2 separate regions of the Mus musculus genome follow, and region 2 is linked to region 1. The links are chromatin loops, found by intact Hi-C in ENCODE. Cell type or tissue: heart. All regions are shown on one strand. Links, peaks and the distances in the headings refer to the core of each region. The heading gives the core; the rest is flanking DNA. Region 1 overlaps St6gal1 (beta galactoside alpha 2,6 sialyltransferase 1). Region 2 has its middle 9.6 kb from the start of C730014E05Rik.

The links. Peaks named below come from ENCODE experiments on the same cell type or tissue, not always from the same donor. Only the 100,000 strongest peaks of a DNase experiment are listed, where the experiment ranks them.
Region 2: it touches region 1 in a loop (3-fold over the local background); 2 of 42 quality-filtered maps call a loop at or near these places.

What each region holds. Positions count from the first base shown.
Region 1 is chr16:23,238,201-23,241,111 of GRCm38, reverse strand. All of the region lies in intron 1 of St6gal1 (beta galactoside alpha 2,6 sialyltransferase 1), which reads right to left. Among named protein-coding and RNA genes, the nearest start is that of BC106179, 14 kb to the right of the region's middle. In heart, for the core only: CTCF peaks have their summits at 558 and 1,362; DNase peaks (open chromatin) are centred at 301 and 1,301; H3K27ac peaks cover 1,166 bases.
Region 2 is chr16:23,164,204-23,167,114 of GRCm38, reverse strand. No RefSeq gene overlaps it. Among named protein-coding and RNA genes, the nearest start is that of C730014E05Rik, 9.6 kb to the left of the region's middle. In heart, for the core only: a CTCF peak has its summit at 1,445 (motif pointing left); a DNase peak (open chromatin) is centred at 2,484.

The sequences.
Region 1 (2,911 bases), core at 180-2,679:
CCCTGAAGGCATGGGTAGGGCGGACGGACAGACGCTTCCAATGCAGGAGTGCTGCCCTGGGCGAGGCTGCAGGGCTCCTCTTTGCCTGCTCCCTCCCTTTCCCAAATGGACAGCCCAGAATAAGACATTCATTGTGAAGATGAAAAGAAAAGCAGCCACATGCCTCTAGCAGGAAGCCTCCCTCATCTGGGGGATTGATTGATTCCTCACACTATCATTAGCCTCCTCCAGCTCAGGCCCTGGGCCAGCAGCCTCCAGCCCTACAGCAAGCAGCATTTGTCAGAGCTGGCAGGCTGCCTCCTTCCCTCTCCCATCTGGAACAAACTCTGATATACTTGGTTCCCAAGGGGCTCAGACAAGCAAGGCTCCAAGCCTGGCTCCCCAGCATAGTTCACATGGAGAGCCACACCACACTTCCTCTTCCATTTCTGCTTGACTCTCCCTCCGAAGGTCGTAATTGACAGGTAGGAAAAAAGGACTCTTTCATGAGCCGAGCACAGCTGCAAGGTGGTGCTTGCCCCAGACGGCTACGGCTCCCTCTACCTGCTCTCCCGGCCTCCCCTGCAGGGCTGCTGTGCATGTGTCGAGGCCAAGCGTGGCCTATGACCACCAGGGTTGCTGAGCTCATTCCAGGAGACGCCCCAGTGCTCAGTCATGTGCTGGGCTTGAAGCTGTGCACAATACTAACCATCCAAGAAACCGCATTCTAACAAATAACTACGGTTCAAGAGATGAAAGAAATCCTCTTTTCTCTGTCAGCTTCAGGGCCTCATTTGGGCAAGGCTAAGGCTGTCTACCACTGAGCATGGTGACATAGGCCTGGCTCTCATAAGCTGAAAGATCGGTGGATTCAGACAGGTGGAGCCCTTCAACACTACGGGGTGCACTAGGTATTTACAGTAGTGTGGCCATGCCTACACATGTGGGCACACATTCCCCTATGCTAAGGCTTTTGAGCCTCCAGGCCATGCCAGGGCCCTCTCTATTCTTCCTAAAGTAGAAGGAAGATACTCCAGGCCACATTAAAACAGCCTGAGAGCTAGATGCCCTTCCTCCTGAATATAGTTTGTCCTCATAGGTACCCATACAGAATGAAGACTGCTACCACACATCCTGCCAACCCTATCCTGCCTGTCTCTTTCCCGACCACCAGCCTTTCCCAGATATGGAAGGGGAACTGCTTGCCTGGCAGTTCTCACATTCCTCCTTGTAGTACACACGTCTGGACACCCTCCTCCACCCTCGCTGAGCTGTTGACAGCCATCCAGACCAACTCCCTAGCCCAGGCATTCCCCAGCAAGCTGGAAGACAGGAGAAAGACTCCCTCACCAGGCCAGGCAACACAGGTGCCTGCCAAGCCCTCTCTGCCGCCTCCCACTGAAAGCCAGGGCTGCTTATCTGAATCAGGATGCAGAGTGTTGTGCCTCTTGACCAAGTCACTTATTTCAACACTTCAGGGACCCAGTCTGTGGCTAGGAGCACTCAGACACCTACCTGTGGGTGCTTCAGCCGTTGTACACCTTCGGGAAGGCAAAGCCTGTGTCCACAGTAGCAAACCCTCTATGTGGCTCTTCTATCTTTATGCATCCTGTAATATCTGTAGCCTAATTTAAACTTTAAAAACTCATGACACGCTGGGCGGTGGTGGCGCATGCCTTTAATCCCAGCACTTGGGAGGCAGGCGGATTTCTGAGTTTGAGGCCAGCCTGGTTTACAAAGTGAGTTCCAGGACAGAACTCAAGAGAAACCCTGTCTCAAAAAAAAAAAAAAAAAAAACAAAACAAAAAACAAAAAACAAAAAAAAAAAAAACAAAAACAAAAAACAAAAAAACAAAACAAAAAACCTTTTAATGAGAAGGAAATTAGGGTGTCATTACGTATGCTGGGATCATATAGCAGCGAGATACTAGAGAGTCTGGACAATAGATTGTTGTCAAATCTAAAACTTTAGCTACAAAATTTACAACCTGAGGTGATTCAGACAAGAAAGGTCTCCATATCTCATAATTTAAATGCTTACATTTAAAGGGAATAGAATTGTTTGGGAAGGATTAGGGGCTATGGCCTTGTTGGAGAAGGTGTGTCACTGGGGGTGGGCTTTGAGGTTTCAAGAGACCATGCCAGGTCTAGTCTGTCTGTGTCTGTCTCTCTGTCTGTGTTTCTGTCTTTGTCTCTCTGTGTCTGTCTCTCTGTCTCTGTCTCTGTCTCTCTCCTGATGCCTGTGAACCAGAATAGAAAACTCTTAGCTAAGGCACCAGTGCCATACCTGTCTGCTTCCCACTGTGACAATCAGGGACTAACTCTTTAAAACTGTAAGCAAGCCACCAATCAAATGCTTTCTTTAGAAGAGTTTGCCATGGTCATGATGTCTCTTCACAGTAGTGTAACAGTAACTAAGACACCATAAGCTAAAGTATAGTTTCTTTGACAGGTAAATAGAAGTATGTAAGTACATGTATAGGAAGCTCATTGATAAAATGCTGCCTGTGGCTCTTGCTCCCTTACTCTCTTGCCCTCTTCCCTCATCACCCCTTCTCCCCCCACCCCCTCCATGTGTTTATGGCCAGCCTCCCCTCCCCTCCCCTCCCATCTCTTCTCCTCTTACCCTCTCCTTCTTCCCCGCCCCCTCCCTCACTTTCTCTGTCCCTACTACCCTCTCAACTCCCTTCCCCATGCCCTAAATAAACTATTTCATGCTTAAAAAAATTGCAATCTGTGAAAAGCATATCTCACATTTGCCTTTTGTAAAGTTTGTTTCAGTAAGGTAGCTAATCAGGTGTCCCTATGGCCCACAAGTCATAGCACAAGAGGAAACCACAGGCTTTGGAATTCAGAGAGCCCACAGGGTTTAAGGCACAACTTTACACTGAATTACTTTAGGTAAACCACTTTGAATACCGTGCCTTCATCA
Region 2 (2,911 bases), core at 283-2,782, 74 kb after region 1:
TTAGCTTCTCTTACACCCAGCTTTCAGATAGATCAACTTGGTCAGTGATGTTTTATAAAGTGCCATGAGGATTAAATAAAATAATACCTTTTAGGTACTTCAATAATATTATTGATATTTTTTCATTGTCATATGTCTTGTACATATGAGATGCCGAATAAATATTTGCTAAATGAATACATGGCTTCTGTAAGCCAGTGATGAAATGGAAAGTTTCACAGAGGTTTCTAAGATGGTAATTGAAGGCTAATAAATAAATGGGAAATGGCAGTTTTTTATTTTATCCTGTGACAGCCTAATAATAGTGCCTTTGTTGATCCATTAACAAATATTTTTGCATGACTAGACCTCAGAAGACCTCAGACTGATCCCTGGGCACAGGCACAGAACAGTTCCTGGCCCTATGTCATTGGATGCAAATAAGAAACTTAGTCTAAGCTCAAAAGAGTAACTGTAAAAATCTAGGAACTGTGTGTCAAAGGACTCTTGAGGAGAAACGTGGGGAGCTTTCAGAAATCAAGGGGAACTCCCCTATCCTTCCTCTCCCTTCCCTCCCTCTCTTCCCTCCCCCTCCCTCCTCCTCCCCTATCCTCCCTCTCCCCCATCTCTCCTCCCCTCATTTATTTCTCTGTAGCTAAGCTTCTTTTTCCTATACTGCATAGTAGAAGATGGCCACCTATGAGCTTTAAGTCTGCATAGTGTGTTCTGATCCACACTCATGGAAGAATCTGGCTGACCCAGTCTGTCTGGAGAGGCTATAGCAGAATTCTACCCTGGGTAATTTAAAAGGCATAGAAAATCGTAATTCATAATGGCACACAACTGTAACTCCCATTCTTGGGAGACTTAGGAGACCTCCAGGTGGAGGCCAATGTAGGTTCTCGAGCAAACTGCTTCAAAACATTTTTTATTAGCTCAAATTTCTGGAGAGTGGGGAAATCTAAGATTAAGACAACAGAGCTGGAGAGATGGCTCAGCAGTTAAGAGCACTGGCTGCTCTTCCAGAGGTCATGAGTTCAATTCCCAGCAACCACATGGTGGCTCACAACCATCTATAGGGGAATATGATGCCCTCTTCAGGCAGGCGGATGTATATGCAACAGAGCACTCATACATTAAATAAATAAAGTTAAAAAAAAAAAAAATGACAGCAGTGTGTGGCCAAGCCCTCCTTGCTGAAGCGATCACATGGCAGCGAGGCAAAAGAGAAAAAGGCAGACTGGCCTCCCAGGGTGGACGTGTTAATCCTTTCATTAGAACAGGCACCAGTTAATGGCTTTGCCTCTTAACTACTTTTCACAATGGCAACTAAATCTCAACAGGAGCTGGAAGTGCACGTTGAAACCAGCGCGGGGCGTACTTCAAGTCCCCACTTGAGGCCGTTCAAAGGCTTTTAGGAGAAGGAAATCATGGGGCATCTTAAGGGTACCGGAAAAGCAGTTCTAGGAGGCTGCCCCCAGGAGGTTGAAGGAAATATGACAGCATCTAGCAGTTCCTGCAGGTGCTCACACATCACAGCCATGACCCTGACCACGAACTGAACCACAGTCATCTGTTTTCCTTTAAGGATTTCATAAGTGCATATACTTTGTTTCAATCAAATCAACCCCCTAGTCCATTCCGTCTAACTCCTCCCCTATACCCGCCATCATTTTTGTCTCCCAACTTCCTATGCTGTACTAAATAAAACCCATTGCGACCTCTTAGTGCGTCCTTAGTGCGTCACGCAACATGTGCTTGCGTGTTGGATCGTCTGCTGAAGCATGGTTAGTCTCTCAGGGGCAACGCCTTCGAAGAAAACGGATCCCAATGGCCCATCAGCTATCCGATGCCAGCAATGTCTCAGCTACCGGTAGAGCTTCATGCGTGTCTGCCCAACCATTGTAGAGAAATAAACCTTTCACAGCAAACACCGAAAGCGCCTGAAAAGTGAACAGGTAGGCAGCCAGGACTGAAGCCGGAAGCTGAAGAAATAGCCCAGCTGAGCGTTCTGGGTGTGTTTGTCTTTTCCAGCTTCTCGACTTAGGCCAAAGGCAGATCAGACTCGGAAGCAGCGTATTCCAGACCATCAAGCAAGCTCCAGAAATCACCTTTGCGAACCAACAGGCCCGGAAAAGTAGCCTCTGCACCAGGAATGCCAATAGAAACGGCTGCCTTTCTTGCCACTCTTTCCTGCCTGCAAGCTCCTGATGCTGCAGGCACTCTTCCACCGCTCCCAAAGAAAGCTTGCCCTGGGACCAGAGAGAGTCAGAGGGAGGGTGATGGCTTTCAAACCGTTCAAGACAACCTAAGGCTTCTTTGTCGTCTCTCTAAGAACTTTACTCCAAACCAACCATAGTTACACAAAACAGCACCAGACCTCAGAAGAATCAGGAAAGGGAGGGTCCTGGGAGCTGAAGAATGCCAGGAAGTGACCAGGAAGCTTGCTGGAAACGGGTTCTTTTCACTCTGTAGAGGTCCCTACATAATTCCTAGACTTAGTTCCAGGCTGCACAAATGCAGAATAGATCCAAGGTCGCAGACTCAGCTACCAAGTCCCAGAGTAAATGCCACGCAGGAAACACAGAACACAGAAGGTAGTAACTACCCGGTCTCAAAGCAGGAATTCACAAAGGATCCACACCCATGGAGGATGAGACACTGTGTGTAATCTGAGCCTAAGCCAGTTAACTCTGCTCACACAAATATGCACATTTACTTGAGGATTTTAAGAGAAGCCAGGGTCTTGCTTCACAATACCCAAATGTGCTAGTTCCAACACAAAATCCCAAGCCACCATGGCAGATGAAGGCCAACCTGGGAGACACAAGGAGACCTCCCTGTAAAGAAACAAAACATCATCTAATCCACTAAGAACCTGAGAAATCGTCCCAATATTCAGGAGAGAGAGGGGGGATGGGGGGTGGGGGGG